Linked DNA regions of Mus musculus: region 2 is linked to region 1. The links are chromatin contacts, found by POLR2A ChIA-PET in ENCODE. All regions are on one chromosome and are shown on one strand. The core of a region is the stretch at or near the end of the contact, and the rest is flanking DNA. Distances in the headings are between cores, read along the strand shown. Region 1 holds the start of Cnot10 (CCR4-NOT transcription complex, subunit 10). Region 2 holds the start of Cmtm7 (CKLF-like MARVEL transmembrane domain containing 7).

The links. ChIA-PET counts read pairs that join two places held with the same protein, here RNA polymerase II (POLR2A).
Region 2: POLR2A ChIA-PET joins it to region 1 with 17 read pairs in embryonic stem cell. The contact joins the promoter of Cmtm7 here to the promoter of Cnot10 in region 1. POLR2A ChIA-PET finds 5 or more read pairs at or near these places in 3 of 5 experiments (Patski and embryonic stem cell).

What each region holds. Positions count from the first base shown.
Region 1 is chr9:114,635,428-114,641,487 of GRCm38, forward strand. It overlaps Cnot10 (CCR4-NOT transcription complex, subunit 10), which reads right to left and starts at 4,773. Exons shown (of 20, transcript NM_153585.5): 1 at 4,492-4,773. The coding sequence starts at 4,513. Gm51659 (a long non-coding RNA gene) reads left to right here. Exons shown (of 3, transcript XR_003948085.1): 1 at 1-273; 2 at 1,730-1,819; 3 at 1,963-2,582.
Region 2 is chr9:114,780,104-114,786,107 of GRCm38, forward strand. Cmtm7 (CKLF-like MARVEL transmembrane domain containing 7) reads right to left here and starts at 1,890. Exons shown (of 5, transcript NM_133978.2): 1 at 1,565-1,890. The coding sequence starts at 1,699. It overlaps Gm9888 (a long non-coding RNA gene), which reads left to right. Exons shown (of 3, transcript XR_003948087.1): 2 at 1-208; 3 at 1,195-1,569.

The DNA of each region.
Region 1 (6,060 bases), core at 3,523-6,022:
CCTGACACTCTTTAAACTGAAAGACTTCATTTCTAACAACAGTAACAACACCACACACGCGTACGCACACACCCCACCCCTATAGATTTCAACTACACAGAAAAGAAACATAACATCTCTTCCAAACTGAAGGTCAGTTAACTGAAAGCACGGACATATTCCAACACAGAATGTTAACACTGCAAAGCTGACTGGAGGATGACTACAAACTGTGCTGTGCAAACACAGTCCCAGGGACAGACAGGGAAAGACTGAAAACACTATGCTGAAAGGGTAAGATAGACAGACACAAAATAGCAATGCCTTGGCAAGGCAGAGTTTAAACAATGTCTTTTCCTTTTGTTTTGTTTGGGTTTTAAAACAGGCTCTCGGGCTGGAGAGATGGCTCAGCGGTTAAGAGCACTGACTGCTCTTCCAGAGGTCCTGAGTTCAATTCCCAGCAACCACATGGTGGCTCACAACCATCTGTAATGGGATCTGATGCTCTCTTCTGGTGTGTCTGAAGACAACTATGGTGTACTCCTACACATAAAATAAATAAATATATTAAAAAAAAAAAACAGGCTCTCAAGTAGCCCAGGCTAGCCTCAAACTCACTATGTAGCCAAGGATTAACCTGAAGGTTCTTTTCCCTCAACCTTCCAGGCATTGACATGACAGCCCTCACTGAAGTTACCAGGGAGCTCTTAGGACAGCTCAGATGTGGTTTCTACCACCCCCCAAAAAAAAGCCAAACCCCACCAGCCTGGTCTACAAAGTGAGTTCCAGGACAGCCAGGGCTATACAGAGAAACCCCTGTTTCAAAAAACCAAAAAAAAAAAAAAAAAAAAAAAAAGGGCTGAGAAGACGGTTCTGTGGGCACAAGTGCGTGCTCTGCAAGTGTGACAATGTGAGTTTGACTCTCCAGACCCACATCAAAGCTGGGAACAGCTGCACAGGCTGTAACCAACCAGGATGAAGACAGAAGGGTGCCAGGAGAACCCAACCAGGATAGAGACAGAAGGGTGCCAGGAGAACCCAACCAAGGCAGAGACAGAAGGGTGCCAGGAGAACCCAACCAAGGCGGAGACAGAAGGGTGCCAGGAGAACCCAACCAGGACGGAGACAGAAGGGTGCCAGGAGCTCAGTGCCCAGCTGGCCAGCATAGCAAAGAGTTTGCTTCTGGGTCACTGAAGGATCCTATATCAAGAGAATAAGACAGTAGATGTGTCCTTTCCTGGCCTCCATACAACTCATGTGCATGTACCACACACTCACAACACACATGGACACAACCCCCAAGAGACAGAGACAGATGAGAGAGAGAGAGAGAGAGAGAGAGAGAGAGAAATAAACACACTGTTATATTCTATAGTTCTAATCCCTCAAACAAGAGGAGTTGGAAAAAATGGGAGTCCACGAGTTCCAGAGACTAAAGCAAGGCACTGTCTGTCCTCGGAGCAGCTGAGCACAGTGGCACATGGAGGCTGGGACACTGAATTGAAGGCCCACTTTGAATACTAATAAGCACATGGCAAGCCCCACCTCCATTCTGCTCTTTGGCTTCTTTCTCTGTTTGGTTTTGTTGAGGCAGGTCTCAGTCTATCTCCCAGAAAGGCCTGGAATTCAATTTCCCAGATTGACCTTGTGGGTCCTTCTCCTGACTCAACTCCCAGGTGCTGGGATGGCAGGCGTGTGTCACCACAGCCTGCTGACTTCTGTTTGATCACTGGATCTCTCTCACACACAGGCATTCCTGCCTCCTGTCATGTATCACAGGGCTTCACCAAAGGCTGAAATGCTGCCATTTGCTCTTGGACACTTAGCATCCATTAACAAGGTAAATTGGGCGTAATGACACATATCTGTGACCCCAGCACCTCGGGAGGCTGAGGCGGGAGGCTGAGGCGGGAAGATCCGAGCTTAGGATCCTGCTGATCAATTGCCAAGGAGACACACAAGGACTCTGTTCCTCCCTTTTAGATGCCCTTGAACAACCGGAAGAAGAAAGCAGGAGGAAGCAACACAGACAAATCCTCTCCCCGTGTGCTACTTTCAAAAACTGCTTCCAGAGGCTGTTTTTCCAGAGGGGGCCATGGTGAGGCCCCTTAAAAAAACTCCCACAGGAAGTGATTGCCACGGCTTCTCAGAGCCCATGGTGGATCAAGAGCAGGGATGGAATACACTGTGTCTCCCCTTCACTTCCTGGACCCTGGGCTGGCACTTTCCAAATAAGTTTAACATGTCTCTTCTGCCTCTTTCACCACTACCATAAGAAACACTGGCTGGTGCTGTTTACTTGCGTGTGCGTGTGTCAGAGACAACCTGGAGAAGGCAGTTTTCTCTGCATGAGTCCTGGGGATGGACTCAGGTGTCAGGCTTGAAAGAAAACACCTTTACCCACTGAGTAAAGTGCTGATAAAGTACTACTCGGGTGGTAGTGGTGCTGGCAGCTGGGTCAGCACACGCTTTGATGCCAGCCTTCTGAGGTAGAGGCAGAGGCAGAGGCAGGTGGATTTCCTGCTTTTGAGGCCAACCTGGTCTACAGAGGGAGTTCAAGGACAGACAGGGGCAACACAGAGAAATCTTGTCTCGAAAAAAAACCTAAAAAAAAAAAAAAGAAAAGAAAACAAAACAAAACAAAAAGAAAAGTGTAAGAGAGCAACTACGAGGACCCAACAGCCAGAACCATGCCACTTAACCCAGCAGAGGTCCAGAGTGCAGGTCCTCAGAGGCAGGCTGTCTTACACTCACTTCATCATCTGAAGGATGCCTGCACAGTGTCTTTGTGAAGGAAGGAAGCAAGCAGTGAAGGAACGCCACGTGACTGAGGTGCAACTCAAGCCGGGCAGTCCTGGATCTGGTGAGACGCTTCCCGGGAAATGATTCCAGAAGCAGCACTGTTTTGATTAACAAGGACAGTCCCGGTCCCGTCTAGACCCGGGCAGGCAATTGGCACCCTTCTTGCATCCCACACCAACAGGATCACCCCTTCACTTTATTCAGATCTGTGCTCAATACTATCCCAGCAGGAGCTGGATCAGCAGGGGCTCGGTGGGTAAAGATACTTGCGCCCTGATGATTGGATTTGATCCTTGAAAGCCAAGACATGCAAATCACCTTGGTGCTCAGTGATTAAAAGCACACACTGCTCTTCAGAGGGCCTGAGTTTGATTCCCAGCACCCACAACTACCTGTAACTCCAGCTCTGCGTGACCCAACTCCTCGGACAGCATCTTCAGGCATTTGTCCTCACGTGCATACACCCAAAGTTAAAAATAACTTTAAAAAAGGAATCACCTCACAATAGATTTTCTCTGATCACCTAGCTAAAATTCTATGGCAGTGGGTATAATGGCACACAACTTTAATTTAGCACTCAGGAGGCTTTATGTCTAGTGAGTTTGAGAATAGCCTGGTCTATATAGCGAGCTCCAGGACAGCCAAGGCTACATACATAGTGAGACCCTGCCTCAATCAATCAATCAATCAATCAACCAATCAATTCCGCCCCACTCTCTAAACATTACTTTCTTCAAAGAAATATAGCAGACTTTCCAGGTAATAAATGGGCTCTCATAATTCCCTAATGGGAAAAATTCCTGATGGAGTACCACAGAAAACCACAGAAATTAAGAACTTTATCTTGGGACTGGAGAGATAACTCAGCGGTTAAGAGCACTGACTACACTTCCGTAGGTCCTGAGTTCAAAATCCCAGCAACCACATGGTGGCTCACAACCATCCTTAATGAGATCTGATGCCCTCTTCTGGGGTGTCTGAAAAACAGCTACAGTGTACATACATATAATGAATAAATAAATAAATAACTTAAAAAAAAAAAGAACTTAATCTTGGGGCTGGAAAGGTGATGGCTCAGCGGTTAACAGCACTCGCTGCTCTTGCCGAGGACCAAGACTGGGTTCCCAGCACCCACAAGTGGTGGCCCACAACTGTGTAACTCCAGCTCCAGTAGACGCAATGTCCTCTTCTAGTCTCGGCAGGCACCTGCACTCACACACATAATTAAGACTTTTAAAAAGGAATCTCGAGGAGCTCGGGAAAAATCAGATGAGGAACAAGGTAAGTGAGAGCAGGCAGGAGACACAGTGAAACGTCACGCCTCTTTAGACAGTTTTCAGAATGACTCCACTGGACACGCTGACCAGAGGGAACTTTTTCAGTGGCTGAGCCTGGGGGGGCCTTACGGCAACCGTGCGTGCTCGGATAGACTTTCCCTTAAAGCGTCTGGACAGCGGCGTGACAAATTCAAGCTTCCTGCGCCAGAATTAACTTGGAGAGCAAGGCAAATGCAGTGCAATCAAGATGGGGTGCAGTAGAATCAAGATGTGTCACAGCAGAAAATCCACTGGACTCACAGTAGAGACAGCTGAGAAGAGTGAAGGGCACAAGTACCCAAGCGAAGTCAAGTGGCCCTCGGGTCCCCCACGCGGGCCCTGCCGTCCCCGCGCGCAGTGTGTCAGCCCCTGGGTCGCGGCGCGGGCGCCTCACCTGCAGGCTTGTCTGCAGCCATCTTCCCGCCTCGGCTCGAGTTCCTCCCTGTAGGTGGCGTGGCCCCGACTCCCGCCGCCGGGCTGGTGGTGAGTCCTACCGGCGGGGGACAACTCTTCAGCTCAAGCCCGCTCCAGTCGCCTCGGCTAAGGTCCTGGGCGGGCCACGGGCTGAGGAAGTGACGAAGTTACTGCTCGTCGTCTAGCAACAGCGCCAACACATCCGCCGGTGCAGGGCTGTTTTCCCCGCCATCCACAGCTTCCGTCCCGTAGCGGCCAAGGGAGACGCTACTTCCGGGGCGGGGCCAGCTGGGCGTGGGAATTAGGGCTGGCCTCGGCCCCGGAAGCGCGTCCTTCTGCAAACCCGGAAGTACACTAGTGTAGGTCCTGAGTGAAACACAGAAGGGGAAGGACTTTTTGTTCCGCATTTCAGCAAAATGGCAGGCACCACACCTGAGGTTTATGTGCTAAGCTCTGAGTCTCATAGGGGCTGTTTTTCCATAACAATGAGGATGAGAGAAGTGTTGTTAGAGGAGGCCACCTCCCCCAGAAAAAAGGCTTTTTTTTTTTTCAAAGTTTCAGAGCTGTTTTGTTATTTGTAGCCAAGTTGAAAAAGCCATTCAGACTGCATTATGCATGCGGTTTCTCTGATTGCGAGTCATGCAACCATTAACTTACTATGGTAGGTCGGTCTAAGACAAAAGCTTGATGCATCACGATTACTAAGCACAATGATTTAGATTCAAGTTCAAATCCTCTGCAAAAACAATACCCACTCTTCAACTACCCAGCTCCCAACTATCTCATCTCTAGCCCATATCGTGACAAATTTTTGTTTGTTTGTTTGTTTAATTTTTTGAGACAGAATCTCACTATGTATCCCTATCTGGCAGTCTTTGTGGCAAAGGCTTTAACCCTGAACTGGTTCTGGTTTTGCTCAATGACCATAGCCTTGGGTTCCAGAAGCACCTACTCCATTCTTCCTTTCCCTTCTAGAGAACAAACAGCATTTATAATAACAGAGGTTCATTTCACGGAGAGAAACAGACATTAAAAGCATTTGTGTTAGACTTTTTGCTTCTGTGATAAATACCCTAGAGGAGAATTTAAATGAGGAAGGATGGATTTTTTGCCTCGTGTATCAGAGTTTTCAGTCCCAGGTCACTTGGTTCCATTGTTTTTGGACCATTAGTGAAGCAGTGCATTGTGCCAGGGCACAAGTGACAGAGTAAAGTTGTTGCCTTCCTGGTGCTAGAAGCAGAGGAAGCTGGGAGAAGAAATAGTCTCCAAGGGCACATGCAACTGAGATACTTAGCCCCACTGGGCCGCACCTCCTTAATTTCCATTACTTCCTAATGATGCACCAAATTACGAATCTGCAAGTGGATGAATCCAAGGATAGCTCCAAACTGTTGGAATCCTATTATCACTCTCAAGGACTGGGGGCCGGGCCTCCTATATGCAGGCTTTTGAGGGAGAGGAACTTCATATATAAATGACAACAGCACTGAATTGTAAAGTGACCCAAATGGTGCTTTGATGGGAGCATAGTTAAGTATGTAAATAAATA
Region 2 (6,004 bases), core at 640-3,139, 140 kb after region 1:
TCTGACAGTGGAGATCCCAGTCAGAGTTGCGGGGCAGAGCAGGAGCCAGCCAGGGCCAAGCAGGCAGCCTCACTCCCAGGACTTGGTCATCTTTCTACGGGGTTTTAACTGGAGCATGCAGAGAGGCGGCGGGCCCATGACGTCATGGTTAAAATCCACACTCACTGATTTTGGACAAGCTCTGTATCACTGTCATCCAAAGCACACAGTAAGTATCCCTGCTCCTCAGTCTCACGGACCAGCATTCTCATCGCCATTAATTTTGTGCACCCAAGTCACGGCCCAGCAAGGGCATTCCCTTCCCATCGGCTTCCCTTATGGATCAAGGCAGAGGCCTGATCCAAATCTCTGCCGCGGCCCTCGTCTTCGCATGGGCGTAAGACTGTAAAGTCTCTTTGACTCCAACCATCCTTTAATGATCAAAGAGGTGGCCTCTCGGGCTTTTATTTGGCTGATCAAAGCCCTTAGCCTGGGTCCCACACACCATCCACTCAAATCCAAGACTGCTTAGCACCAGACCTTTTTAGTTCCGTATTAAAACTGCCTGTGTCCCAATCTTGGTCCATTTAGGCACCCTTCTCAGGAGAGGCGGAACGTCTTCCTCCCACCTTTCTACACTCTAGGCATCCAAAATAACGGTTATGGAAGGCACAAAGCTCTGGCCCTGTACCAGCCCCGGGGGGGGGGGGTCGGGGAGGGGGGAGGCTGCTCCAGCTTCGCTGGCAGGTCCCAGCTTCCGGGTCTGTGACCTTGCACTGGGGTCCCTACATCTCTCCGCAGCTTTCTACAAACCACCACTCCCCTCTCCACCCATGATAAGTAGGGAATTCAAACGGCCCAGCCCAGTTTCAAAACACACCACACAAACAGAAAAGGTATTGTAGACGAGACATTTGCACAGAGGTTGAAAAACAAAAACGGGAGGGAAAAAAGAAGGGTGGGTAGAGAGCGAACAGGATCAGGCCTGGTAAACTTCTGGTCGGGCCAGAAGCTTTTGTGCAGCTCTGGTCACAGTAACAGCCGGCTGCTCGCCTTGCCCTGCCTGGCTCCAAGCGAGCACCAGAAGCCCCCTAGCCACAAGCCTGCCTAGTTAACCTAGTTAACTAGTTCTGCCTTCTGAGGCGCCTCGGAAGGCTGACAGGGCGCAGGGGACCTGGCGATGGTCTGAAAGGCGGCGCTTCTCCCGATCCCCAGCAGAGATTCGAAAGTCAAGCCGAGCCCTCTTGTCGCCGAGCTCTACCCTCTCGGGCGGGAGCCCGTGCGCGGCCTGGAGATGGCAGGGGATAGCAGGAGACTCTCCCTCCCCCAGCCCGGGTGCGAGACGTGCGGCCTGGAGAAGAGGAAGGAAGACGAGGAGGAACTCGCACCCCGGGTTTCGGTGGGGAAGTGAGCTGGGCCCGGTAGGGAGGCAGCTGGAGAAGTGAGGGGGCCAGGGATCCTGTCGGCTGTTCCCGGAACTTTCTAGGGGGACACTGGGGCATCAAAGGGGCGCGCGGTGCTCCCAAGGTCCGGGCCAGGTGCAGCCCCGTGTACGGGTCCCCAGGTTCCACTCCACTCTTCTTACCATCTGCGCCACTTTGAACAGGGCGCCGTGGGTGAGCGGGTACACCCGGTCCAGCAGTCCCTCCGAGGGCTGGCCTGGCCCCAGCGCGCCGCCGCTGCTGCACGTGGTCCGGACGAGCCCCGATCCATGAGACATCGCGCGACCCAGCCCGGGCTGGCCGCCTCCGAGGCCCGGGGACCTCTGGCCGGTGAAGCTGGGACGGGACGGGGCGGAGCCTCAGGGGCGGGGCGCACGGCTCCCTCTTCCCAGCTGCGGCCGGACCCGGAGAGGACTCGGGAGCAGATGCCCCGCAAGCCCCTGCCCTCTAGACACGCGGAAGTTGGACTGGCGTGGGCAGGAAACCGGACGCCTGGGGCCCTGGCCTCTCCCAGGAGCGCACCGCCCAGGTCACAGCTGGTGATGAGCCTCCAGGGATTTTTTGTGTGGGTGCGGCTGCTACTAGGTACTGACACGAGTAGGGGGAAATGCCCTGAGCATACCGTGCTGCGCTGTTCATTTCTGCTTCTGTGTGTGTGCACGGGGCACGCACCTGTGCCACCATCACCTACAGCAATAAAAACAGGTCCATCGCCTCAGGACCTTCCTCCCCCACCCTCCCACCATTCTGCTTTCTTTCTTATTATTTTTTTTTGTTGTTGTTATTTTTGCCTTTTTTTCTTTCTTTCTAAAAACATACTCTCTCTTGCCAGAGTTGGGTAGCACTTATTTTTAATTCCAGCACTAGGAAGGCAGAGGCAGGAGGATCTCTGTGAGTTCGAGGTCAACCTAGTCTACATAGTGAGCCCCAGGACAGCCAGGACTACACAGAGAGATCCTGCCTCAAAAACAAACAAAACAAACAAACAAGCCAGGCTCTCAGTGTGTACCACTGGCTAACCTGGAACTCCTGTATAAACCCAGCTAGCCTCAAACTCGCAGGTATTCTCCTTGCCTCTGCTTCCCGGGTGCTGGAATGATACCATACCCAACCGAGGTGACTCTAGGCACTGTCAAAGTCGACAGTTAAAGCTAATCAGGACACCACTCTCAGCATCGCAGTACATCTTTTTAAGTATGTATGTGTGTGTGTGTGTGTGTGTGTGTGTGTGTGTGTGTATACAGAGGCCAGTGGAGGATGTCTAGTGTCCTGCTCTGTCACTCTGTCTACCTTACTCTTCGGTGAAGAGAGATTCGTCTATCTCAGGACATAGAAAATGTCTGATAAAAGCAGCCTAAGAAAAGAGGAGAGATTCTTTTGTCTCATGATGGAATGTTTACTTTTCTTTTCCTGGTCTGTTATTGGACCTGGGGTGAATAGAAGTTTGTTTGTCTCAGTGTTAGAAGTCAAACAACACCAGGTTAGTCCTAATTTATGCTCCCTGCCCACACGCAGGGTTTCTCTGTATATTACTGGCTGTCCTGGAACTCACTCTGGAATCCAGGCTGGCCTCAAACTCAGAGATCTGTCTGCCTCTGCCTCCCCAGTACTGGGGTTAAAAGCGTGTGCCACTACTGCCTAAGACTTTTTTTTTTAAATAGATTCTTTGATTTTTTTTTTAACTTAGTGAATTTATTTTATGTGTATGGGTGTTCTGCCCACATCTAGCTCTGTGCGCCATGTGTGTGCCGGGTGCCTGCAGAAGCCAGAAGAAATTACAAAGCTGGAGTTACAGTTTTAAGTTGCCATGTGCAGGCTGGGAATTGAACTTGGGTTCTCTGGAAGAGCAGCTGGTGCTCTTAATCATTCAATGAGTCATCTCTCCAGTCCAAGGAAGACTTTTTTGTTTTGATAGTCAACAAGATTGAAGCCTCATCAAAAGTTAAAATGGCCAGAGATCAGACTATACATTTTGCTAATATGCTCAGCCAAAATGGTTACCCCTTATAACGCCAAAAACCCCACAGTCTCCTCTTCTCTCATGTATTCTAAGTACCTACCTTTGCATAGGTCCCAGCTTACAGCATCAACCGTATCAGATGTATCAAACCTTCCCTGCCCATGACAGTGTCCTGCTTACAGGTCACTTTTTGTGTACTTGCCTTTGAGACACGGTCTCACTAAGTATCCCTGGCTGTCCTGGAACTCGGTAGGAAGACCAACCTGGCCTTGAACTCACAGAGATCCACATGCCTCTGCCTCCGAGTGCTGGGATTAAAGGTGTGCACCATCTGTATGTTGTTTATTTTAAAGTTGTCAGACTCAAGGCTGTGCAGGCAAGCTTGGCTGTGAGCAATTTTCTACTCTAAACTTCTAGTTTGGGCAGGAGAGGGTGGGTGGGTAACTGAGCAGGGTTTGGTTGCAGGTGACAGCTAGACCAGCAGGCATTAGCAGGAGCCTGATTTTTAAAAATTATTTATTTATAAATTATTATTATTATTATTTTGTAGCAGGACCTAAACTGGCTCCAGGCATCTTTGAAAATGAACAGCTAGATTTCATTTCTAACAGGGCTCGTCAAGAAGGCTAGACTGGGCAGCAAGTCTCAGGGATTCTCCTGTCTCTGCCTCTGCAGTGCAGGGGTTGCAGGCCCTGCTGCCTCACCCAGCTTTCTGTGTGGGTGCAAGGATCAGAGCTCAGGTCCTCAAGTTTGTGCAGGGAGCACTTTAACTCGACGAGACGTCACCTCAACATGAGTCCTTTCTAGGTTAGCTCTTCCTGTGTGCACACGTGTGCAGTGGACACGTGTGTGCATCGTGCACACACACATGTGCTTATACCTTGGCATTACATGTTATTTTCTTTGACTTTTTCCCACTACATTAAAAAAAAAAGCCCATTTTCCCACAAAATGCCATCTTTTCCATTAAAATTAGACTAATTGCCTTGGGGCTAGAAAGACTGGCTTTGAACCCGTTTTTCACCTGAATGGATTTTTAGTGCTTCAAACAGAGATGCGTTTTGCATTTAGAATCCTTTTCTGTGCTAATACCCTGAAGGGATTTTTTTCTTGTGAAGGGAGCAATTTAAAAATCTGAAAATGAATTATTGCAATTGAACATTTCATCTCTGGACTTTCTTACACTTTTCAAATACTAGCCAAATATTTATCATTAGGAGATGGATTGGAAATAGCAATGGCGAGAGTTGAAATGCCCCAAGCATTTTATTGATTTGCCCAGAGTAGGTAAACACATTAAATTAGAAATCTGCCCAGTTCCATCTCAGAGGCCAGGAAAGTCTGAGGCAGGCTCTGGCATTCAGCGCAAACTGTGGGAGAGATGATTTTTAGGTAAACCAAAGTAACAGGTTTCATCCTGGTATCTTAAAGACCTTTGTATTACTCTTATTTGTGTGTGTGTGTGTGTGTGTGTGAGCTCAGAGGACAATTTATGGGAGACAGGTCTCTCCTTTCACTTCATAGTGGTCTGAGGACCAAATTCAGGTCATCAGGTCTGGTGGCAAACATTTTGATTGGCAGAGCCATCTTGCCAGCCTACCATGGAATTGTCACAAATAACTGCCAGTGCACTTTGTTTTGCTTGCTTCCTCCCTCCTTTTCCTTTATCTTTTTTTCAAACAGGGCGTACTAGGTAGCTCTGGCTGGTTGGCAGTCCTATATCCTAGCATTAAAACTATCAGCGCTATACTTGCTTTTTTTTTTTTAAACAAGAAAAAAAAAATCAAATCTAGTTCAAAAACAAAACAAAAAGAACCCCACCCCTAAGCACAGCTCCCATCTTAAAAAGAATTAGAAACGGTTTATTCTGTGAAAGGGTCTGGATCGGCTCAGGAGGCCCAACACCAAATTCTCAGCACAAAGGAGATTCATTTGCTCCAGAAAGACAAAGACTTCAGACTGATGAAGAGGAAGAAGGGGAAGGGAACAAGGGAGAAGGGAAAGGCATTTGTCCCAGATTGGGGTGGGGTGAGAAAAGGACTCTGGGTAGAGCTAGACCTCAGCCTCAGGAGGAGGAAGTAGTCAAATAGGGGAATAGTAGACTAGCGTTAGGAATGTAATCTAAAACCCCGGGCAGAGGGAATGGGGGAAGGGCAAGGCTTGCCAGACCCACGTTTGCCATGCTCGAGCTGGCTAGAGCTTTTTCATTCCGGAGCCAATTTGAGTGACCATAAATGGTCCTGGAACACAGTTTGGGTTAACCCAAACTCCATGTTTCCTATGGCAGCAGTTCTATAGTTTTACAGAAAAAGGGTCAAACGTCAAGGGACGCTTAGAATGCGTCAGTGGATGCCTCAGAGAAAGGCCGCTCTCGGCAGGATAGTGAAGAGTTTCTACAGGCCTCCCGCGCTGCAGGATGACATTCTTAGCTTTTGGGTCAGGGAAGCCTGTGATCTACTAAGTTAGCAGATTCCAGGGATTTCCAGTTTATTACTCAAAGGTTATTAAGTTGCTAACCAGACACGGAGGAATTGCATGGGAGGGGGCCGGGGTGGATAGTCTGCGATAAGGCAATGATCACAGGACCTGCAACATTCCAACGCCCCCTCCCCACTGCAGTCCT